Linked DNA regions of Homo sapiens: region 1 is linked to region 2. Evidence: chromatin loops called from intact Hi-C (ENCODE). Cell type or tissue: chondrocyte. All regions are shown on one strand. Each heading gives the region's core, and the rest is flanking DNA. Links, peaks and the distances in the headings are about the cores only.

Region 1 (12,301 bases), core at 1,454-9,453, 50 kb after region 2:
GGCTGCAGGGAGTGATTGAGTGGATGAACATGACTAGAGGGACCCAGTCTTCTCCTCAGCAGCTGCTTGAGGACAGTATTAGCGGTCCCCTCAATCCCCCCCCCAACACATGCACACATGCACTGACCTGCAGGGGCCAGATCCCGGTGGACCCGGGGACACAGCTTCCAGGGGCTGTCTTGCCATGTCCCTTCCCAGATCTGCCTGGATTCATGCCAGGCCACCCTCCACAATTTGCTGAGGGAGGCCCCAGAGTCCAGGGCACCCAGAGTGCTAACTAGCCCCTGGGGGTACAGGGAGAACAGCATGCTGTGTGGGGGATACTACTCTCTGCCCATACCTAGGGCCCTGTGGCGGCCACAGGCAGCACTGCTTATGCAGAGGCACTGGGGTGAGAAGGAGTAGGGTGCAGTAGTGAGGGCTCCACAGAGGGTGGAAGGGCTGCAGGGGAAGGCAGACCAGCAGGGATGCCATGAGGGCCTCAGATGCCAGGCTGCAGAGGTGGACGGGCTGGCCAGCTCCTCTCCCCAGCCTCCTACTGTAAAATGGGAGAGGATCCCAGCCCTGCTGATTCATCCACTCACTCCATGGCAAGACAGCCACTGACAGCTCTGTCCTGGGGCCCACCCGGGCCTGGCCTCTGTGCAGGCTAGCACTCAGTATGCTTAGTGCCACACTCGGCCCAGGAGAAATGACCCAGCCCTGGGCTCAGAGACCCCACAGTGGGTGGATGGAAAACAGTCATTTAAATACAACTGTGAAGGGTGCTGTGGAGGAGGGGCTCGAGGTCCCCAGTGTGGGATGGGGTGGTCATGGAACGTTTCCCTATCTAAGTGGGAAAAGTGAGAGCCACCAGGAAAATGGCGGGGGTGGGGGGGGAGAGGAATTATGCAAAGACCCAGAAGGATGAAGAAGACTGTTGGATTAGAGGAGGTTAAAGACACAGACAGGCTTGGACATGGTGGCTCATGCCTGTAATCCCAGCACTTTGGGAGGCCAAGACAGGAGGATCACTTGAGGCCAGGAGTTCAAGACCAACCTGGGAAACACAGTGAGACCCTATCTCTACAAAAAAAAAAAAAATTAAAAAAAATTAGCCGGGCATGGTGGTGCACAGTTGTAGTCCCATCTACTCAGGAGACTGAGGTGGGAGGATCGCTTGAGCCCAGGAGGTGGAGGCTGCAGTGAGCTATGATTGCACCACTGCACTCCAGCCTGGGCAACACAGCAAGATCCTGTTTGTAAAAACAAAACAAAACAAAACAAAAAACCCAGCTTGAGATGGCCAGGGATTTCCAGAGGCCCTAGGCAGACCGCCTTGGAGAGTAAGGGAGACCCTGAAGAGCTCCCATGGAAGGGCCAGCAGCCTGGGGCTGGAGATGCCACCTGGATGGATTCCTCCAGCTGTGTGGACTAGGGGACAGGGTGAGGAGATAATGGCCTGGACTACATGGAAGGACGTCGCCCTGAGCCATTGAAAAGGGCTGTGGGGTCCATGACCACTCCTGGCTTTCCCTTGACTATGATGGAGACAGTAGCTTCCAGTGTAAAATGTGAGCTCAGTTCCTGACTCGTGTCTAGCGGGTGGTGCCTGGTCTTTGGCTGGCGATGCTCCATGTCACCTATGCCCAGAAACTGGGCCATGCCCTTTGTGAGGACCTGCCCACAACGTCGTCGTTCCCGCAGGGTCCCCTGGGAACCGGGCTGCCCGAGACCCGGCCCTGCCGGGGTTCCCTGCGCCCCAGACCGGAACCCCCAGGGCTTTGGTCGTTCCCACAGCCGTCCCGCGGGCCCCCTCCACGGTGCGTCGCCTGGGCCCCAGCGGTCGCTAGGCTGCAGCCTGGGGCTCCCGGCCATCCCGGGCGCTGGCGGCGGTGGAGGCAGCAGGGCGGATGGCGGAGCCCGGCCGCCCGTGGGCCCAGGCGCGTAGTGCGTACAGAGCCAGCGAGGTGCTGCGGCGCGGCACGGGCCGCCGGCGGGATCCGGGGCCGCAATCCAATGGGCCGGGCCAGGAAGACGCCCGAGCCCCGGGCCGGATGGCTCGCCTGCGCGGCCAGCTCCGGGCCGAAGCGGCTTCGCGGTCCGAGGTGCCGCGGCTGCTGAAGCTGGTGGAGCGTGCGGGGGCCGGGGCGGCCGGGCGCGGGCGAGAGGACCGGCGCGCACAGCCGCGGGCTCCGTGTGCTCGGTATGCGGGGAGCCCCGCGGCGGGGCCACCTACCCGGCGGGGGTCCTGGAGGTGAGCGAGCGGCGGCTGCAGGAGGGCCTGGCGGCAGTGCGCGAGGAGCTGGGCGCCGGGATTGAGGCGCTGCGCGCGGAGCTTCGAGCGGAGCTGGATGCCCTGCGCGCGCTGCTGCCGCCGCCGCCGTCCCCGCCTGCCCGCCGCGAGCCCCGCGCCGTCCCCCGCGCCGCGCCCCGCGGCCCGACCCTGCCGCGGACGCTCGGCACCGTGAGCGCCCTGGTCGCCGCCTCCAGGCCCGCAGACGACGCCCCGGACGGCCCAGCAGAATGCGGAGCGCACCGAGCCCCGGCCAGGAAGAACCACAAGAAGATGCCAGTGCCGCCTGGGGCCCCGCAAGGTGGCGGGGACTGAGGGCGGCCGCACAAGGGCAGCCTAGGCGAGGTGCGGAAGGCGTCGCGCTGGCTACTCTGGTACCCCCAGGACGGGGCAAGTGAGCAGATCGGTCCCCCTCGTGGAGCGTGGCTCTGAGTCAAAAGGGTGCCCGGGTGCCGCCAGTTAGGGCTCCGGTACTGGAAGGAGGGGGTGGGCCACGTGCGTCTAGGGAGTGCAGCTGGCAGCCGGGGTCCTTGCCAGAGACTGAGTCCGGCTAGAGAACAGGGTGGAGCCCCTTTGGACCTTAGAGCTGGGCCTTTGGGCCTTGGGTCTGGGTGGGCCTTTGGGCCTTGGGTCTGGGTCAGCCTTTGGGCCAGGGCTGGGTCAGCCTCCAGGGAACAGCCGAGACTCCTCTTCCTTGGGGTGACTGCAGGTTCTTTTTCTTGCAAGGTCTCAGTGAGGAGGCAGGGTCTCCACGCACTGGAATAGTGTCAAACCACACACAAGAGCACAGAACCCAGGGACACAGGGCGGCTGAGACACTCAGCTGGTGATGGTCCTCAGGATGGTGTCAACCAGTATGTAATCACATTCCACAGGGCACCAACTGGACAGAGGCCTCCGGTCAGCCTCACTCTGACTGCAACCCCCTCTCACTGGACAGCATCACCTGGACACAGAGCCTCACCTAGTCTGTGTCCCATGGACACAACTTTGCTTTGGACAGTGACACCAAGAATACTCACCCCTTTACTTAGCCAGACCACAGGCAGCCACCTGGACACAAACATCTCTCCAGAGTCAGCCTCCACACAGACTCCACAGCAGAACTCCCAGGGAGGCACTGGGGCATGGCTTCAGAGCACCAGGCAGCGCTCCGCGGTGCCTAGCACCCGCTCAGCCAGGGCAGCCTGCAGCGGAGCTTGGAGCCAGCAGCTTCTCATCTCTTGGCCTCGGGAAATGTAGCTGGAGTCATCATTTAGCAGAGCACGGTGTCCCTGGGTTGGCCACCCAGCTTAGTTTTAAAATAAAATAATGTAATCTTGGCCTAATGGTGGAATTTCTGACTGCTAGATGTTCTCCTTCCATCTGACCAGGGGATTCAGACACAATGTATAGGATGAGGGTGGGGGCCCTTCTCCCTCTGAGAGGAACCTGGAGAGGCCCGGGTTCTGCTGAGGTAGGAGAGGGTCACTCAGAGGGCTCCCACGGAACAGACAGGCACACTGAGGCCTCAGTGGGATTAGGGCAGGAAATGCCCCTCTTGCAATGGGGGACCACGCCGGGTCACGCACCCACCCCCTCCAGGCTACATTAGGCTAAGGTCACTCTGTGCATTATTTCATTATTTCACATGGAGGGTCGCCCACGGTTGACAGAACCACAGGCTGAGCCCCAGGCCCATCAGAGCGCAGTGCACAACTGCTAGGGTGGGGGAAGAGCAGGGGGCTGCTGCGGGGACCGAGGCTCTCGGAGAGGCCAAGACTGCGTGCCCCTTAAGAGGCTGCTGTGGGCCGGGCACGGTGGCTCAAGCCTGTAATCCCAGCACTTTGGGAGTCCGAGGCAGGCGGATCAGGAGGTCAGGAGATCGAGACCATCCTGGCCAACACGGTGAAACCCCGTCTCTACTAAAAATACAAAAAATTAGCCGGGCCTGGTGGCGGGCACCTGTAGTCCCAGCTATTCAGGAGGCTGCGGCAGGAGAATGGCATGAACCTGGGAGGCAGAGCTTGCAGTGAGCTGAGATTCCACCACTGCACTCCAGCCTGGGCGACAGAGTGAGCCTCCGTCTCAAAAAAAAAAAAAAAAAAAAGAGGCTGCTGGGGGCGGAAGTTACCCGTGAGCGGTATGGGGTGAAAGTGGGAGGGTCCAGCCTGGGGCAGGGTGTAGAACAGGGTCATCTGAGGGTGCAGGGCAAAGAGATCAAAACGGGGTGGGAGAGGGGCAGCGCCTGCGGGAGGAGCCAGGCAAGGCCCGGGGAGGGGTGTGGGGGGCGAGGGGGGACGGTGGCTCCACCTGCACCCACCGGATGGGTATGGGGTCCTCGAAGACGGTCCAGAGCACCGTGGGCTCGCAGTCAGGCGGGGTCAGCGACCCAGCGAAGCGACAGTAGCTCGAGGTGTTGGGCCGCATCGACGCCAGCGGGAAGGTGGACATCAGATTCACTGAGAGCCCCGGGCGGCAGAGGGAGGGGGATTGGAACCAGCCTCCCTGTGCCCTGCTGGTGCCATCCCCAGCAAACCCCCCGCCCCTGAGCCGGAAAACGACCCGGTGGCTCCTCACCTGGCTCAGGCACCTTCCTCAAGCCCGACACTATGGCGCAGAAGTTGGTGTTGCTACAGTCCTGCTCCTGGGAGGGGCTCCAAGTGCGAGGGGTTCTGAGTGAGGGAGTCTCTGAAGAGGGAACTCAGCTGGGGTACTCTAAGCAGGAGGCTCCCAGTGGCAGGAGGCATCTGGCATCTGGGAAATGGGGTGGAGGGTTCTCGCCGCCACTGGCCCTGCCGATTCAGGCATTCCCACCGCCCCATCCTCCCACAGATCCTATAGACCCTAGAGATCCCCCCACGGACTCCACAGGCCTGGCCTGTCCACTTCCAGGATCCCCATGGACCCCTTTTTTGGAAACATACATAGAATCACAGCCCTGCCTTCACCGCCAGCAGCACCTCCAGCAGCAGGGCCTGCACTCGAGCCCATCACCGTGGCGTGGTGCCTCCTCCATGCTCTGGTACTTTGTGTTACTGTGGACCACGTGCATCTGGGGGGAGGCACAGATGTGGGAGATACCCAGCTGCCCTCACCTTGCTCTCTCTCACCTCCGTGGGAGCACTCCGGCCACCCCACCTTGTTCCCGAGTCTACCTCCATAGCCTGGCGCTGCCTGTCCAGGCTGTGCTCCGAGTCTGCTCGCCTCGGGCCCCCCCACCGCCGGCAGTTGAAGTGCAGCTGCAGTGCGCGGTAGACAGGCAACAGCAGCCCAGCCTCCCAAATCTCCAGGTGGTTCTGAGGATCAGTGTCCATTCAGAGTAGCAATGAAGGGGAGGAGGCACACGACACCCTCTCTACCTCACCACCTGTCCATCTTGTGCCATTAGGGCACAGGGTATGAGCAGAGGCCCTTCCTCAGGCCAGGTTTCTCCCCAGTGCGGCCCCATTGCCTCCATGGAATGGAACCCATGGTGTCCATGGCTCCTGCTGGTCAGCAGAGCAGAGCTCCACAGACTGCAGGGGAAACCCTTCCCCCCCCCACACCCAGCATGGCATGGAAGAGGGCAGAGGGCAGCCCTCCTGGTGTGGGGCTCTAAGCCCAGCTGTGTGTGGTCAGGGATCCTGGCCCTGCCAGAGACCCTGACTCCTGGTCCTCAGGGGCCATGGCTGGTTGTGATTTGTAAGGTGGGACCTGGCACCTACACAGAGGGTGCATCTGGACTGCTGTGTGAGGATGCTCCTTTCCTCTGAAGCTAGCCCCTGTGGAGGGTTTTTGGCCCTGTAGGTTGTCTCAGCTCCCGTGTGTAGGGGGTCCTGGTCCCTGTGTACACGCAGGAGCTCTCATGCCCTGTGTGGGGCTCCTGCCTCTGCCTAGGAGGGGTCCTGACCACAGGGTGCTGACTTGTGTGGCTGTCATTCTCCAGGGTCCAAGGGCCTGGAGGTGCTGAGTCATAGCCTCGGAAGATGAAGGGCCCTAGGGTAGAGTTCCGCCGGACCCTGTGAAAGTCAATGTTGATGAGGGACTGGCCTGGGCCCCCACAGGCAGGGGGCCAGCTTCTTCCAGTGGGTGGGGACTGCTGGAACAAGGACTGGGGCCTTTGGGGTGGGGGGGGGGTCAGGGAGGCAGCCTGGGGGTGCAGCAGAGAGTGGCCCCCATACACCCAGAGGATAGCCCAGCCTCAGGAAACCTAGCTCCCTGCTTCCCCCACACCTGAACAGGTCACAGCACCCCCCTTCTCTTGTACCCTGCATCTGACCTATCCATCTAGTCTCCCAGTTGGCTGCCCCATGGTGAGATGAAGGTGGAAGGGTCTCCGGCACACAGTTGCACACCCACACTGGGACCTCTATCACCTGCACACACTTGGGCTGGCCACAGTAACGGGCACACCAGCCTTGACTGACTCGGGACCGGCAATCACAGCAGGCCCAGACTCACACACAGGGGGACAGTCACGCACTTGCACCTGATGCCCAGTCAGTCTACTGGGGCAGACGACTACAGACAGAAACCTGCAAAGGCCACAGAGTGCAGGGTGCAGACTGTCTCTTGGCCACTCTTGCACCACTGGCACATGCTCTGGTGGTCCCAGGACACAGACTGATCTGACACAGCCTCACATGACACTCTGTCCTCACCATACTTGAGGTCCTGGGAGTCATAGCACCAGGCACCTATAGAGACAGTGGGCAGGAGGCTGAGCTGAGAGGCCAGTCATCTGGGCCCTCTCCAAGCCCCATCCCATCAGCTGGGGTCCAAGAATGAAGTAGGTCAGGGGTTTAGGCCAGGGGAGGCCAGTGAAGAACCTTCTCTCCTGTCACCCCTACCTCAGTATTTTCTCTCCCCAGTCCCTCCCCACTCCCAGTGGCAAGACCTAAGGGGTGGTGGAGCATGGCAAGAGGGTAGATTGGAGGCCAGACAGGAAGAGTCCTGGTGCTCACTCTCAGAGTCTGCGCCACACCAGCTGCACCGCAAGGCGAGCATGATGCCAGGGGCGTGCGTGGCTCAGTGGCAGCCGCAGCTAGGAAGGACTAGAAAGTGGCTAGACCACGCAGCCAGGATGCTGGCCTGGCTACTACATATTTATTCATTAGCTAGCTGGGCTAGGGGCGTGGCTACTGAGGAGAGGATGGGAGGGGTCGGTGCCCAGGCAGGGCCACCAGGAAGAGCGCGAGCGCTCCAAACTCACCCAGGTGTGCTCTGGTCCCAGGGCTGCACTGATGCCAGCAACAATCGCTGAGGTTAATCCTGCAGGGGAGGGGTGACCTATTATTATCCCCACTTACAGTCCAGGAAACAGAGGCTGGGGACCAGAATGACACACCAAAGCCACCAGCAAGAAAGGTCAAATAGTGAGGGCACCTTGGACCCCAGTGCCCATGACTTTCGGGGCAAGGATGGGAGGAAGGTGTAGGATGTCTCTTGCCCCACTGTGGGCCCGGAACTGCCACCCCATCCCAAGACCACAGCCTCCCTCCTACCCAGGCCCCCCTGCGGATCCAGGCCAAGACGGAGCCCTGCAGGAGGTCAGAGGAGGGGACTTCTTTGCACCCTGCGCCTCTTTCCAATCGCCAGAGGGCAGGGCCCTACCCACATTGGGGATGGGAAGACAGCCCCTACCCAGAGGCAGGGCTCGGGGCTCTGTCCAGAGTGCTGACAGTGACCTGTGTGCTCGGGACTCAACACCACCACTCCACTCCTGCCCCAGCAGATGGGATAAAAAATGAGGGGCCACATCCTCGAGGCTCCCATCCCTGCCAAGGGACTTACCAGTTCCTTTCCTAACCCTGACTCCTCTCGTGTCCGGCCGCAGGACGTCCCCCCAGTATACACATCTGGAGTGCCCCCAGAGCAGGGCATGCAATCACACTTCCTGGGCCCACTACCCTCTGAGACCTAGAGATGGCACTGCTGGACATGAGTGAAGAGGCCCCAGAGGACCTAGGCTACTTTGTAACATTAGGTGGCTTGGACTGGAGGGAGGGGCTGTTTCCAGCCACCCGGATGATGAGGGGAGCTTAGAGGAAATGGCGCTGACGGCCAGGTTCCAAGCCCTGCCCTACCACCCCGTCCCATGCTAGCTCCCAGATGGTGTCAAGCAGCCTTGCCTTTATGTGGATCCTGTGCACGTCAGCAACACCTGCCAAGGCAGCAGCCGATGCCCCAAGCAGGGCTGGGTGCTGCAGGATAGCTGTAGGCAGCTCAGGGCTGCTGCTCTCCCTGCACACTCCACCTAGGGGCTCCAGGCTCAGCTCTGCCTGGTCCTCAGGGGGTTTGATGGACGCCTGCAAGGGCTGCAAACCCTAGGTGCATTCTGCTGAAAGGTGGGTACCCAGCCTCTTCCACCTTAGCCTGTGGCAGCCGTGGGGGCCACACCAAGGACTAACCATGCCTCTTCCGGAACACAAGTTTATTTGGCATTTGGATGAAATGATTCTCACAGCATCTTAAGAAAAGTTAGTGTCAACCCAACCAAAAACTAAAAACCCTTAATGAAAACATAAAAAAACAGGCATCAAGACAATGTACAGTATCAAATCCCACCTCCGCATGGCAGGTCAGAGGGCACCTGGGCTCTGAGAAACCGTGGCAAGCTGGTCCTAGAGGAGGAGGACCCCTGGAGCACAAGGTTCAGCAAGGGTGACCCCGGGACTTGCTGGTCAGACTGGGGACTGCAGCAGGCCTTGCAAAGGGGGCATTCTGGATGGTGGTGCAAGAACAGATGAGCGAGTCCAGCTCTCCTCATGCTCCCAAGGGCCTCCTGGAGCCACAGTGGCAGCGGTGTTCCAGGCAGCCCTGCCATGTGGACCTTCTGCCTGGCCCAACGTGCCAGTGGCCTGAGTGCTTGTGGAGGCCCATGGGGAAGGGGCCACCCAGCAACCCCGGCCAGCCCAAGGCCCACCCTCTGCAGCCTGCATGGTCCACTTTACCCCGTTTCCTCACTGCCCCCTACGTGTCTGACCGGCCCCTAATGTTCCTCTGGTCCCCAAAGGAAGCGTCCCAGTCCCACACATCTCGTGCCAGCCACCCTGTCCCGCACACACAGTTCTGAGGCCTGGCAGGAATCCTCTGAGCTCTCAGGCTCAGGCCCGTGGGGGACTCTGCTGCGTGGTCCTCGGGCCCTCACTGGCCACCTGGCACCCATAATGCACATGCCTGCTGCTCTGGAACCTGGCTGCCCTGCCCCAGTGCATGTGGGATCCACGGCATGCTTCCTGCTTCGTCCTCTGCAGCCAGTAGGGGACTCCTGTGGCCAGGACTTCCTTGTTAAGTAGCAGCCCTTCTCCAAGGGGAGCACAAGCCTGCCCGCACACAGCCTCCAGCATCATGCTCCAGCAGGCCAAGCTCAGGGACAGGCAATTCAGTAACAAAACTCACAGCTCTGGACAGTTCTGGCACAAAGGTCAAGTCTGTCTGTGGGCAACTCAAGATTCTCATTCCACATGGGATGGAAAAAATGGGTCTCCAGCCACAGTGTGAGAATGTGTCAAGAAGTGGACTGTGCATGGAGTCCATCCCCGAGCAGCACCACAGAACTGCATGCTTCAGACAGGCCTCCCAGGTGCTGCCCCGCTGGTCTGGAAAGACTGAGCGAGACAGCACTGCCTCAGCACAGCCCAGGATGCATCGATGACCCTGGAAGAGTGGGCCCCCAGTGACCCGTGAAGTTCCATGTGCCACCCTCACCTGCAGACGCTTGGCCACATACACACACAGAGACACAAACATACAAAGGAAAGATCCAGACATTCAACGTAGAAAAGATATGGATGTGCTAAAAATCGCACAGAACCCGCTTAATCTCCAAACCTCAGAAATGTTAAAGGCCCTGTGTCAGGCAACAAAACCACTGCCCAGGAGCAGGCAACAGGGTCCGTCAGGCAAAAGGGTGCCAGGAAGGGCCCCCAGCCCCTGCGCTGCTGAGGAGGGGCCGGGAGGTGTGCATGCGGCCGCTGGGCACTGAGCTGCAGTAGTGGCGGTGATGTAAGGAGTGGACTTTAAGGAGATAGATGCAGCCCAGGATGGTGGTTTCAGCCACCCCTCCTGCAATGAAGCAACCCTTTATGGCACAAATGGGGCCGGGGGCAGGCCCAGGGGCAATTCAACAGGAGGCAAGAGCCCAGGGCTCCAGAGTGGAGAGACAGGAGGCAGCTCAGTCCCCAGACCCCAGCAGAGCATCTGGGGCCTCGGCCCCACTCCAGAGCTTCTTCCTGAGGGAGCCATGCACAGCAATGCTGGGAGAGGGACTGATGGGGTGGGGTCAGGCCTCCTGCCACAGAGCTGGGCTGCAGAGCCCAGATGGAAAGACACAGTGAAGAGCTCAACCTCCTTCCAAGCTCTCCTTCTCAGGGCTTCAGGTTCCAGAGCCCCAGGGGAGCTCCCAGCCAGGGGCAGGGTCACCTTGATATTCACAACTGGGCTTGTGGGGGCCATCTTCAGTGCAACCGTTGTGACAAAGTCAAGAGGCTGCCTCCCTGAAGCAGACCCACTGCCTACGCCACACTGACGGTCCAGAGGCCCCCTCCTGAGGGCGGCCAGCAAGGGGCACTGTGGCAGCTCCCACTGTGCCTGTCCCAGACTGGGTCAGCAGGTCTCTCTGGACAGCACACTGCACCAAGTAAGCCCACCAAAAACGCATCAGGTGTGGCCATGGCCCACAGTACCTTCTTCATTCCCTGCCTCTAACATGTGCGGTCTGAATGAATTTTGTCACTCTTCTGCCATTTATAAAGGAGAAGACAGTGATCCAAAGCTATGCATGTTTCTGAAGCCCTCAAGGAAGCTCGGTGCAGGCCATCACTTCTTTTGGCAGAAGGCGGGCTGTGGTCTCTATGTACACACGCGAGCCCGCCAGTGACGTGCGGCAGTGCGTGGCGTCCAGGCTGGGACAGGGGCCTTTCAAGTCTCCCCAGGGACCGGTGTTTTCTACAACAGACAGGTGCTCCCAGACCGTTGGGGTACAGGCCAGGCCGTCTACACCACAGTATTGAGGGAGCTGCGGCTGTGGCGGCCACCCCCTGGCAGTGCCTCTGCAGCTGGGGTGCTCCCGCTCTGGGCAGGGTCAGGGGGCACGAGCAGGGCGCTGCTGCTGTCGGCAGAGTCTTCCAGGTCTGCCAGAGAGGCCCCCGCAGTGGGCAGAGGCTGCTCCAGGCGCCGGAGTAATGCACCTTCACTCCCACCATCCCCAGGGGCTGGCAGGCTGACCTCCACAGGCTCAAAAGCATCATCGTCTGCAGGAAGAGACAGAGGGGTGTCAGAGGCAGGTACGGGCCTGGCACAGGGGATGCAGGGGAGCTAGGCAAAACCAGGAGACACTCCTCCTGCCTGAAGGCCCCCCTGAAGCTGGGTGGTGAGCAGGACCTGGGTGGCTCCCCCGGGCCTCAGATTTTGAAGGAGGAGCCTGCCCCACATGACACCTGTTGTACCTACTGCCCCCTGTGGCTGGGAACCTGGTATATGCAAGGTGCAGGGCCCATCTCACAAAGGCAGACACGGGCCTGTCCCACCATCGGTGTGAGGTAGGGGAGACACACTGACCAGCAGTCACTAGAACAGAGGGGCCCAAAGGGAAACCGTCTCAGACTCAGTAAGGTGAAGACCCGGCTCAGCAAGAAGGCAGGGGCATTTGTCATCAGGGAGGCACTGGGCCCAGGTGGGTGGAAGAACATTCAGGGCTGCAGCTGGAATGTGGCAACCGGAGTGTGGGCAACAGGGCTGCAGTGAGCGGCCTGGAAAACCACACAGGTGTTTGCAGGAAGCTCTGATCCAAGGCAGGCTGTGTGGTAGGCAGTCGACTCGCTTTGTTTTGCCCGATCTTTATTACTTGCTTTTTTTTTCTTTTAAGAGACAGGATCTTAAAAGATTGCACACTGGTGTGCAGTGACGTGACCATGGCTCATGACAGCCTTGAATTCTGGGCTCAGGTGATCCTCCATTCTCAGCCTGCCCAGTAACTGGGACTACAGCTGTGCCCACTATGCACGGCTAGTTCTGAATTTTTTGTGGAGAAGGAGGTCTCACAGGCTGGTCTCGAACCAACCT
Region 2 (12,301 bases), core at 2,665-10,664:
CTCCTGAGTAGCTGGGATTACAGGTGCCCACCACCAAGCTAATTTTTTTGTATTTTTAGTAGAGATGGGGTTTCACCATGTTGGCCAGGCTGGTCTTGAACTCTTGACCCCAAGTGATCCACCCACCTCAACCTCCCAGAGTGCTGGGATTACAAGCGTGAGCCACCGTGCCTGGCCTCTGAAGGACACTTTCAAGAGAATACACAAACAACAAATCAGGAGAAACTATTTGCAAATCATATATCTGGTAAAAGACTTATATCCTAAATATACAAATAATAACTCTCAAAACTCAATAATAAGAAAAAAACCTATTCACAAATTGGGCAAAATAATTGAACAGATGGTTCACCAAAGAAGACATTTTGTCAGCAAACAGGCACCTGAATAGATGCTCCACATCTTTAGTCATTATGGAAATGCAAAATAGAACCTCAGTGAGATAATATTTCACACCCACTAGGATGGCTGTAATTTAAAACAGAAAATATCAAGTGTTAGGAAGGATGTGGAGGAACTGGAACTCTCATACGCTGTTGGTGGGAATATAACATGATGCAACCACTTTGGAAAATAGTTTGGTAGTTTCTTAAAGAGTTAAATATGAACCTACCATATGACAGTCATTCCCCTCCTAGGTATTTACCCAAGATAAGTGGAAGCATTTGTCCAGACAAAGATTTGTATACAAAGGTTTATAGCAGCTTTATTCGTATAAGCAAAAACTGGAAATGACCCAGAAGTCTGTCCACATGTGAATGGATAAACAGGCTATGTGATATCAATACAGTGGAATTGACTTTTGACACATGCAACGTGGATGTGTATCATGGATGAATATCAAAGGATTTTAGACATGGATAAATATCAGAATGATTATGCTGAGTGAAAGAAGTCAGACAAAAAGGAGTACATACTGTATGTTTCTGTTTAGATTAAATTCCACAAGATGTAAACTAATCTACAGTGACAATATAGAAGAATGGTTGCCCGGGGCAGGGAAGGGCACGGGGAACCTTTTGGGGGTAACCACCTCAACTGTGGTCAGAGGTTCACAGGTACAAACATGTCAAAAGGTACCAAATTATACGTTTTAAATGGGTGCAATTTATGTCAATTACACCTCAACAGAGAAAAATACAATGCTTATTTTATGCAAAGGGTTATTTTGTAAAACTCTTTTGAGGAGGACCGTCCTGGTCAGCGGCCCTCACCATCGAGACTCTCCCTGCACATGGGTGCTGTGGTGACTCGGCCCCTGGGCTCACCCTCTGGTGCTGTGTGCACCTCAAGAGCAGGATGGAAAGGTCCCCTCCCCACAGCCTGGCTGTCAGACCCCCGGCACAGAGGTGCACCGTGCAGCCTCCCGTCATTTCCCATTTGCCTGCCCAAGCTCTCAGTGTCTGAGCTCTGTCCTCTTTCTGGAAGACAGCCAGGTTTAGTGTTGGGAGCAGGAGACCAGCATGGGCTAGCCCAGTCCCACCACCTGAACAGAGGGGCTGTGATCCTCCAAGCTACCCAGGGAAGGTGCCACCTGGGTGCACAGCTGGTCCCAATGGTCAGGCCTCCCCTTGACAGAGGGGCAGGGCCGTGTCATGGTCAGGGCCTGTGCTCTAAAGCCAGACTGAGGGTCAAAACCCAGCTGCCCCATTTACAAGCTTCACGGTCTCAGGAGTGTCACTCTGCACATCAGTTTCCTCATCTGTAAAACCGATCAGTGACATCTGCCTGGTTACCTGCTGGGGCAAGTGGGTGAGTTGAGTCCGATGAAGCACTTAGAACGGTGCCTGGTATGTGGCAGTGTACAGAGCATGGGGCAATCACTGCAGCCGACCTAGCTGGTGGCTCCAGTGGGCCTTAGTGCCCCAGGCATCTGAGGAGCCCACTCTTCAGCACTGCCCCCGAGTGGCTGCAGCACACACTCCCCCAGGACTCATTCAGCCCTCCCAAGGAGTGGGAAGCCTCCGGAACCTGGTGCTGTCCGAGGCACGACACGCAGGAAGCAGGGCAGGTGTCCTCCCTGGCCCCTCACCCTTCCTAGCCAGGCTGCAGCTGATCCGAGGTGGTTCCTTGATCCTGGAGTCTGAAGGGACATTGAGGGGCTACCTGTGCTCCAAACAGACCAGCCCGCTTCTCATCTGCTTCACACACAGGGGTTCTGGGTAAGATTTCACTTCATTTCTTTGAAACACCACTCTGCTGGGCCAGCCAAGTCCTGTAGACCCCATCACTTGTACCCCTTGACCTCAGCAACAGGACCAAGACCTGTAGACCCCACCACTTGCACCCCTTGACCTGAAAAACAGGACCACAACCTACACCCAGCCGTCCTCACCTGGACTATGAGGATGGTACTGCTCACTGGCTCCGGACAGCTGTGTGACTCCAGGGGAGCCAGCTGTGGTTGAGATCTCGGGGGTCTTGGTAAATCTGGTAAACTCCTTGTGCAGTTCTAGCGAGCCCAGTGTGAGGACTGCCTGTTGGCTGGGAACCGTAAATCTGCTTGGGTTTCATGAGAATCTTGCCCTGAGTGACCTCCAGCTGGGGAACTCACCCTCCATCTGCGCCAGGGAGAGCTTGGTCATTGTCTGCAGGGACCCAACTAATCAGGACGGGCTTCCACGAGGAGACAGATTTGAAAGTATGCTCTCTTCGGGAAGCAGTAGCTTTAAACTGGACTAGCTCTTATATAATGGGCACTGTGTCCCTAACGAAACCAAAATATGGTCCAATAATGGCTTCTTTGAGGGAAGCACAGGGCAGTTGGGTTGTCCAAAGCCTTCTTTGGAACTTCACAGGTTTAAAAGGTGATGGTTCAAGAGGCCCCAGTATTATTCAGCCATATAAAGGAATACATAAACAAAAATGTGGCCTAGCCATACAGTGGAATATTACTCAGCCATAAAAAAATAACATTCTAATACGTGCTACAACATGGAAGAACCTTGAAGCATGATCCTGAGTGAAAGAAGCCAGACACAAAAGGTCACATGTAATGTGATTCCACTCATATGAAATATCCAGAATAGGTCAATTCAAAGCGACGGAAGATACATTAGAGGTTGCCAGGGGCCAGGGAACAGGGAAATGGGGAGTGACTGCTAATGGGTTCTGCTTTAGGGTAATAAAAATGTTCTGGAATTAAACAGCAGTGATGATTGCACACCATTGTGAATGTACTAAAACCAATTAATTCTACCCTTTAAAGTGGTGGATCTTATGTGAATTATATCTCAATTGTATCTAAATAAATAATAATTTGTAAAGGCCTCAGGAGAGGAGCTGATAATCAGGACTTAATCCCTGACTTGGCACACTACCTGTCACCCAACTGTCTCCAGTCCTTCATACTCATCAGGAGCCTTGTGCAACATCACCTTTGCACTTGAGGCTTCCTCTGCTTAGAATGCTGATCTGCCTGCCCCAGCATGTCCCATGAGCCTGCCTGGCTCAGCTCAGTGACTCTCGGCTTCTGCTCTCCCCATTCCAGGTATCACAGCTTGTATTCTGCTTTCAGAAATCAGGTAGTCAATCTTGCTGGTGCCTAGGGGACTGGCATTCTGTCACATATAAAGAGTGGGTGACCGCCAGGTGCGGTGGCTCACACCTGTAATCCCAGCACTTTGGGAGGCTGAGGTGGGAGGATCACGAGGTCAGGAGATCGAGACCGTCCTGGCTAACACGGTGAAACCCCATCTCTACTAAAAATACAAAAAATTAGCTGGGCGTGGTGGCGGGTGCCTGTAGTCCCAGCTACTCAGGAGGCTGAGGCAGGAGAATGGCATGAACCCAGGAGAGCTAAGATCGCGCCACTGCACTCCAGCCTGGGCAACAGAGCAAGGCTCCATCTCAAAAAAAAAAAAAAAATGAGTGGGTGACCAGCATTAGAGCATCAGGGAACACCCTCACCCAGGCACTCACCTGTGGGATGAAGCCACAGCACATCACCATGTGGAAGCCAAACTTGGTCACATACTGAGGCTCAGCACCCTCACCTCTTCAGCCTGTTGACAGAGATCCTTGGCCTGAAGGAGCTGTTTGTCTTTCTCTTAAATGCCAGACCTCAGCAGAGCATCAGTACAAGCCTGGGCTGCACATGCTAGAATATGGGTGGTCTAAGGATGTACTACATACAGTAGCAATTAGTCAATATATGGATCTGCCAGGACACTCCTACCTGAAGCACACTGGACAGCAGGGTTGGGTATAAAAGGGGTTATTATTACCTCAAGCACACCAGACAAGAGGGCTGGGTATAAAAGGGGTCATGTGCCAATTCTACTAGCTTATCAGCTCCATCAAAATTCTTATTTAATAATGTCATTTTCATAATGTAGTGTAAAGGGAGATGGTATACAACTCAACCTATTATTGAAATGCCACCAAGAAGTACCATGAGCACCAATCTAGGGTAGACAATGTGGCTGGGTCAAGGTACCCAAAAGCAATCTGAACATACCCACTGTGTTCTCCTCCTTCAACTTCTCCCTGAGCTTCTGGTTGTAAAGGTGCAAATCTGCCATCTGGTCTCCAAGTTTTGATGCTTAACGGAGGAAAGAAGAAATGCCCCTAATTAAAATAACAAATAAAAAATAACATTATCCAGTTTGTTCCATTTTCAGAAATGTTTTAAATACATTAAAAACTACTCTGCACTCTTTAAAAAGTAAAAAATGAACCCCAGGCAATGACTCTTTTCCTATTTCTTTTTTTTTTCTTTTCTTTTTTGAGACGGGGTCTTGCTGTGTCATCCAGGCTGTAGTGCAGTAGCACAATCATGGCTCACTGCAGCCTTGACCTCCAGGCCTCAAGCAATCCTCCCACCTCAGCCTCACAACTAGCTGGGACAACATGCATGTGCCACCATTCCTTTTTTTTTTTTTTTTTTTTTAAGATATGGAGTCTCCCTATGTTGCCCAGCTGGTCTTGAACTCCTGAGCTCAGGCGATCTTCCTGCCTTGGCTCCCCAAAATACTGGGATTACAGGTGTGAACCACTATGCCTAGCCCTGGCAATGACGCTTTCCAAAATATAAAATTGTGTAATCACAAAGAGGAATTAAGCAGGTGAGCTTCAACAGAAGTCTTAGCAGGTACTAGGAATTAAAGGAGGAGTGCTGAAAAAGTAACAATAAGTGAAAATGCAGGGTCAGGCACAGTGGCACAGTGGCTCAGGCCTATAATCCCAGCACTTTGGGAGGCTGAGGTGGGAGGACTGCATGAGACCAGGAGCTGAAGACCAGCCTGGGCAACATAGTGAGATCCCATCTCTACAAAAAATTTAAAAATTAAAAAAAAAATAGCTATAAATTTTTTGTGAAAACCAATGTAAATCACATATAGGAAAAAGACTGGGACTGGGTGTGGTGGCTCACAACTGTAATCCCAGCACTTTGTGAGGCTGAAGGGGGTGGATCACTGAGGTCAGGAGTTTGAGGCCAGCCTGGCTAGCATGGTGAAACCCTGTCTCTACTAAAAATACAAAAATTAGCTGGTTGAGGTGGCCGGATACCTGTAATCCCAGCTACTCGGGAGGCTGAGGCAGGAGAATTGCTTGAACTTGGGAGGGGGAGGTTACAGTGAGCCAAGATCGTGCCATTGCACTCCAGCTTGGGTGACAGAGCAAGACTTTGTCTCAAAAAACAAGCAAACTGTCTGGGTGGGGTGGCTCACGCCTGTAATCCCAGCACTTTGGGAGGTTGAGGCAGGTGCATCATGAGGTCAGGAGATCGAGACCATCCTGGCTAACACGGTGAAATCCCGTCTCTACTAAAAATACAAAAGAGAAAAGAAAAAAAAATAGCTGGGCGTGGTGGTGGGCGCCTGTAGTCCTAGCTCTTAGGGAGGCTGAGGCAGGAGAATGGCATGAACCCAGGAGGCGGAGCTTGCAGTGAACCGAGATCGCGCCACTGCACTCCAGCCTGGGTGACAGTGAGACTCCAACTCAAAAAAAAAAAAAAAAAGAATTGCGTATTTGTTTGTTTTGAGACAGGGTCTCACTCTGTCATCCGGGAAGGAGTGCAGTGGCGCGATCTTGGCTCACTAGAGCCTCTGCCTCCTGGGTCCAAGCAATTCTCCTGCCTCAGCCCCGGAGTAGCTGGGATTACAGGTGTGTGCCACCACACCCTGCTGTGTTTTTGTATTTTTACTAGAGACGGGGTTTCACCATGTTGGCCAGGCTGATCAAGAACTCCTGGCCTCAAGTGATCCACCTTCCTCGGCCTCCCAAAGTGTAGGATTGCATGTTTAAAAAAAATCAAACCTCATGAATGAGACCAAAGCGTCTACTGGCGCACAGGAAAAGAACACCCTTTACTTGAAATTACCCCAGGGAAAACCCAGGCACAGCCTCCCCAGCCTGGCAGCCCCTGCCAGCCTGTACCTAGGGTGGGCGTGAGCGTCCACAGCTGGGAGAGCAGCCGGCACACCCCAGCCCTGCTCCCAGGGTGAGCCACGCATGCACCAGGCAGAGAACTCCTGGGCTTCCGGCTGCTAAGCCCCAGGGGCCCCAGCGTCACCTGCTCTCGTGCGTGGACTGAGCACCTACTGTGTGCAGGCCCTTCTCAGGGGTGGGAGGGAAGGAGTGGTCTCACCCTGCAGAGCTTTCAGGACAACTGAGGAAGTTTCCCAGGGTCCATGGGAAGTCTGAACCAAAAACTGCTTCCCAGTGAGTGGGACTCCTCACTTTGAGGGATTTGGGTTCTGAGCCAGTAGAGCAGGCAATGCAAGAGGATCCGATCCCACATCCAGGCTGCATGGCTCTGGGAGTCCTCCTGCCAGCACTCTCCACCAGGACCCCTGCTGCCCCTCAGAGCACCCCCCACCAGAGTATGCAGGGCCTCTTGAGCCCACTTGGGCCAGGAGGGCACCCAGGCCTGCCTTTCCCTGCCTGCCTGCTCTCAAGGGTTAAGCTAACTTTCTCCATTTGTGCTAACGTTTTCCATACATTCTTTATTTATTTAATTTTTTTTATTTTTTGAGACAGAATCTTGCTCTGTCGCCCAGGCTGGAGTGCAGTGTTACCGTCTCAATCTAGGCTCACTGCAACCTCTGCCTCCCGGGTTCGACTGATTGTCTTGCCTCAGCCTCCTGAGTAGCTGGGATTACAGGCCCGTGCCACCCCCCCGCCCCCACTGGCTAATTATTGTATTTTTTAGTAGAGACGGGGTTTCACCATGTTGGCCAGGCTGGTCTCAAACTCCTGATCCACCCACCTCAGCCTCCCAAAGTGCTGGGATTACAGGCATGAGCCACCACGCTTGGATTTCCATACATTCTGGCCATTGGGACGAGCTGTGCACCCAGGTGTCACATTCCCTGGGTAGCTTGGAGGATCACAGCCCCTCTGTTCAGGTGGTGGGACTGGGCTAGCCCATGCTGGTGTCCTGCTCCCAACACTAAACCTGGTTGTCTCATCCACGCAGGGCCCCCACAGGACCTCCAGTCCATGCAGGGCCCCCACGAGACCTTCTGGTCTGCACAGGGCCCCCAGAGACCAGGAAGGATCCCCTCGCTGGAATTTGAGTCCCAGCCTGCGAGTTGGGCCAGTGGCATTTGTTCTCCACGTGTGACTCTGTAAACAGCTTTCCCTCCTGGTTTCTGTCTTTTTTTTTTTTTTTTTTTTTCCGAGACATGGTCTTGCTCTGTTGCCCAGGCCGGAGTGCAGTGGTGTGATCTTGACTCACTGCAACCTCCACCTCCCGGGTTCAAGCAATTCCCCTGCCGCAGCCTCCCAAGTAGCTGGGATTACAGGCGCCCACCACCACGCCCAGCTAATTTTTTGTATTTTTAGTAGAGATGGGGTTTTACCATGTTGGCCAGGATGGTCTCGAACTCCTGACCTCAGGTGATCCACCCGCCTCAGCCTCCCAAAGTGGTGGGATTACAGGCGTGAGCCACCGTGTCTGCCCTGGTTTCTGTCTTGGGTGTGGTCCCCAAACTCTTAAGCACAGCCTCACACCTCCACCCAGTCATTCACATAGACCCTGGGGTGCGCAGAGGCAGAGGGTCACCCGCAGAGGAGCTGTCCGCATGTCCATGGCAGCCTCAGTGTGGCTTCTCTGCTCAGCCCAGGGTGTGGTGATTCCGTCACTGCTTTAAATGTGGGGTTCAGGAGGAATTCTGATATAACAGGGATGTCTCCACATGTCTTCCCTGCCTTAGCGTCTTGAGGTGTACGTGGAAAAACCTCTGGCAGGGCTCACTCTGACAGAGTCCCGGCCTCTGACATTGAATCACCCACAGTCTCTCTAGTTTATGTGGTAGGGTTCGGGATTTATGAAAATCAAGTACTAAAAAATGACTTCCTTGTCTCTTTGAATTCAACTCTGATTAATGTTTGATCCTATTTATTAACTTAAACCATGAAATTCCCTTAAGTATTTTAAATGGAATTAATATACGTCATATATTTGATTTTTATTTTCCTATATCAGTTGTTTGGCTAGCAAACAGACCTTCCAAGCATTTAAACAGTGCTTGTAAATCTAATAAATTAAGCTAAAAATATGAAGCACGTTTAATTCTCTGGATTTTAATATACTTTGTGAGCTTAGTAACATTTTTCTATTCCTCTTAAACTTAAAAAAAAAAATTGAAAACTAGGCCAGTTTCAGTGGGTCATGCCTGTAATCCCAGCACTTTGGGAGGCCTAGGCAGGTGGAACACCTGAGGACAGGAGTTCAAGACCAGCCTGGCCAACATGGTGAAACCCTGTCTCTATTAAAAATACAAAAATTAGCTGGGAGTGGTGGCACATGTGTGCCTGTAATCCCAGCTACTCCGGAGGTTGAGGCGGGAGAATTGCTCCCAGGAGGTGGAGGTTGCAGTGAGCCGAGATTGTGCCACTGCATTCTAGCCTGGGCAACAAGAGCGAAAGTCTGTCTCAAAAAAAAAAAAAAAAAAAATTGGAGACTAATATTAAAGAGCACAATCTAAAGTGTAGGGCTGGAATGAATGAATGAGCTCTCTAGGCGAGCAAAGCCTTTCAGGGCTGATGTCCCTCGGTCCCACGAGCCAGGCCTCCGCAGGCTGAGCACTGAGCGCTGTCTGTCTGACCAGAACATCATCCACTCGGGCAGTGCCCTCCTGGCCCCGGCCACCAGGGCAGCGTGGGAGCAGATCCAGCGGAGCGAGGGTGGCACGGCACAGCTGCTCCGGCGCCTCGAGGGCTACTTCAGCAATGTGGCACGCAACGTGCAGTGGACGTACCTGCAGCCCTTTGTCATCGTCACCACCAACATGAGTAAGGCACTGGCTGCGTTGGGGGTGGAGGCCTGCAACCCTCAGGGGTGCGCCCAGGAGCTGGGTCCCCATGGGTGGAGCAGGTGGGCTCCCGGCCCCCACTTGGCCATGCTCTTAGAAAAATGATTCAGAGGCTGGGCGCAGTGGCTCACGCCTATAATCCCAGAACTTTTGGAGGCCGAGACAGGCAGATCACATGCAGTCAGGAGTTGGAGACCAGCCTGGGCAACATGGTGAAACCCTGTCTCTACTAAAAATGCAAAAAGTAGCCAGGTGTGATGGTGCATGCCTGTAATCCCAGCTACTTGGGAGGCTGAGGCAGGAGAATCACTTGAACCTGGGAGGCAGAGGTTGCAGTGGGCCAAGATTGCACTATTGCATTCCAGCCTGGGTGACGGGGAGACTCTGTCAAAAAAAAAAAAAAAAAGCCGGGTGCGGTGGCTCATGCCTGTAATCCCAGCACTTTGGGAGGCCGAGGAGGGGCAGATTACGAGGTCAGGTGATCGAGACCATCCTGGCTAACATGGTGAAACCCCGTCTCTACTAAAAATACAAAAATTAGCTGGGCGTGGTGGCAGGCGCCTGTAGTCCCAGCTACTCGGGAGGCTGAGGCAGGAGAATGGCGTGAACATGGGAGGCGGAGCTTGCAGTGAGCTGAGATGGTGCCACTGCACTCCAGCCTGGGCGATAGAGGGAAATTCCATCTCAAAAAAAAAAAAAAAAAAAAAAAAAAGGTTCAGCAGCAAGGCCTCCATTTCCTCATCTGTAAATGGAGCCTTTGGGAAGACAGTCTGCAATGACACACCCATGGCTCCCAGGGGACAGGTCCTGGGCTTGGGAGATGTTAGGCCGTGATCTTGGGGGTTTGGCAGGCCTTCCAGACCCTCAGGTGTGAGACTCTAGAAGAGTGAGTGTCGAGGATCCTGCCTCACTTCAGGCTCACTGCAGACAGGTGTAGGTACACATGGGATGCAGGAAGTTGGAAGTCGCTTCTGTTCTAAAGATGGTTAGTCAACTGGATATGGCGGTTCACACCTGTAATCCCTGCATTGTGGGAGGCTGAGGTGGGCAGATTGCTTGAGCCCAGGAGTTCGAGACCAGCCTGGGTGCCATAGTGAGACCCCATCTCTATTTAAAAAAAAATTAGCCAGGTGTGGTGGCATGCTCCTGTATTCCCAGCTACTCAGGAGGCTAAGGTGGGAGGATCGCTTGAGCCCAGGAGGTTGAGGCTACAGTGAGCTGAGATTGCACCACTGTACTCCAGCCTGGGTGACAGAGTGAGACCCTGTCTTAAAAAATACATATAAATAAGTAGGCTGGGCACGGTGGCTCATGCCTGTAATTCCAGCACTTTGGGAGGCCGAGGGAGGCAGATCACTTGAGATCAAGAGTTTGAGAACAGCCTGGCCAACATGGTGAAACCCATTCTCTACCAAAAATACAAAAAATTAGCCGGGCATGGTGGTGTGTGCCTGTAATCTCAGCTACTCGGGAGGCTGAGGCAGGGGAACTGCTTGAACCCAGGAGGCAGAGGTTGCAGTGAGCAGAGATTGCACCACTGCACTCCAGCCTGAGCGACACTGTGAGACACCGTTTCAAAAAAATTAATAATAAAAAATAAATTAATTAATAAATATGTCCAGCCAGTGTCAGTGTGACAGTTGTGGTCATTTTGATAACAGCAAGGGTTCAAGAAAGCCCTGGGAGTGATGTCTGATTAAATGAACTGTCCCCCCAGTTCTTGCTGTCGACATCTTTGACAAGTTCAACTTCACGGGAGCCAGAGTCCCATGGTTCGACGCCATTCATGAAGAATTCCCCAGGGAGCTGGAGTCCTCCATCTCCTTCCCAGCCAACTTCTTCAAACCACCTGAAGAAAAAGGTAGAACCGCTTAGAAACCTGCTACTTCCCTTGGAGTCCCCAGCGTTCAGGGAGGGGAGGGCTCCCCCTGCGGGCATCCCAGGAGGATGAACACGCCATACTCCCTGCGCACTGAAGATCCGGGGCCGGAGTGTTCCGAGTGTTCGCTGGCACCAAGTCCTATTGGTGACAGCAGGTTGTTTTGTCCAAGTGCTTAGGTAGAGGTTGAGCATCCTAATCCTGAAATCTGAAATGCTCCAGAATCTGAACCTTCTTGAGCACCAACCTGACACTTAAAGGAAGTGCTCATTGGAGGGTAAGTATGAAATGATACTTTAAAATAAAAAAAAATCAAAATCCAGGCCGAGCACAGTGGCTCATGCCTGTAATCCCAGCACTTTGGGAGACCGAGGCAGGGGGATCACCTGAGGTCAGCAGTTCGAGACCACCCTGGCCAATGTGGTTAAACCCCGTCTTTACTAAAAAATACAAAAAATTAGCCAGCTGTGGTGGTGGGCACCTGTAATCCCAGCTACTCAGGAGGCTGAGGCATGAGAATCACTTGAGCCCAGGAGGCAGAGGTTGCAGTGAGCCAAGATGTGCCAGCCTGGGTTACAGAGTGAGACTCTGTCTCAAAAAAAAAAAGAATCCAGAATGTTCCCAAACATTTCAGTTAAGGGATACTCAGCCTTGTAACTGATAACTTGAGAAAGAAAAGAGAACTGAAATTTGTATGTGAGCTGATTGTCTTTGATGGGCAGTTGAACCCGTGAAGTTGAACTTGTCAAAGATGTTGACAGCAAGAACTGGGGGGACAGTTCCTTTAATCAGACATCACTCCCAGGGCTTTCTTGAACCCTTGCTGTTATCAAAATGACCACAACTGTCACACTGACACTGGCTGGACATATTTATTTATTTATTTATTTATTTATTTATTTATTATTATTAATTTTTTTGAAAAGGTGTCTCACAGTGTCGCTCAGGCTGGAGTGCAGTGGTGCGATCTCCGCTCACTGCAACCTCTGCCTCCTGGGTTCAAAGCTGCTTCTAGCTGGGCATGATGGCTCACGCCTGTAACCCTAACACTTTGGGAGGCCGATATGGGGAGGATCGCTTGAGCCCAGAAATTCAAGACCAATCTGGACAACATAGGAAAACCCCATCTATACTAAAAAAGTTTTTTTTTAAATTACCT

Evidence for each region. A loop is a pair of places that touch in the nucleus more often than their neighbours do. Peaks named below come from ENCODE experiments on the same cell type or tissue, not always from the same donor. Only the 100,000 strongest peaks of a DNase experiment are listed, where the experiment ranks them.
Region 1: a loop joins it to region 2, with 7 times the contacts of the local background. A loop is called at or near these places in 4 of 110 quality-filtered maps.

The regions. Positions count from the first base shown.
Region 1 is chr22:19,027,632-19,039,932 of GRCh38, forward strand. FAM246C (family with sequence similarity 246 member C (gene/pseudogene)) reads left to right here and starts at 1,893. Exons shown (of 3, transcript NM_001396027.1): 1 at 1,893-2,133; 2 at 2,135-2,169; 3 at 2,171-2,590. The coding sequence starts at 1,893. The coding sequence ends at 2,590. DGCR2 (DiGeorge syndrome critical region gene 2) reads right to left here. Exons shown (of 10, transcript NM_005137.3): 10 at 8,655-11,490. The coding sequence ends at 11,234. It overlaps DGCR5 (DiGeorge syndrome critical region gene 5), which reads left to right. Exons shown (of 6, transcript NR_110533.2): 6 at 3,151-3,611. It also overlaps the pseudogene CA15P1. RefSeq lists a silencer at 8,388-8,557 and an enhancer at 9,041-9,661. In chondrocyte, for the core only: no CTCF peak of the experiment used is centred there; DNase peaks (open chromatin) are centred at 2,771, 5,431, 8,444, 9,355 and 2 weaker places.
Region 2 is chr22:18,976,777-18,989,077 of GRCh38, forward strand. DGCR5 (DiGeorge syndrome critical region gene 5) reads left to right here. Exons shown (of 6, transcript NR_110533.2): 2 at 10,981-11,124. Among named protein-coding and RNA genes, the nearest start is that of DGCR5, 12 kb to the left of the region's middle. In chondrocyte, for the core only: no CTCF peak of the experiment used is centred there; DNase peaks (open chromatin) are centred at 6,455, 7,973 and 9,165.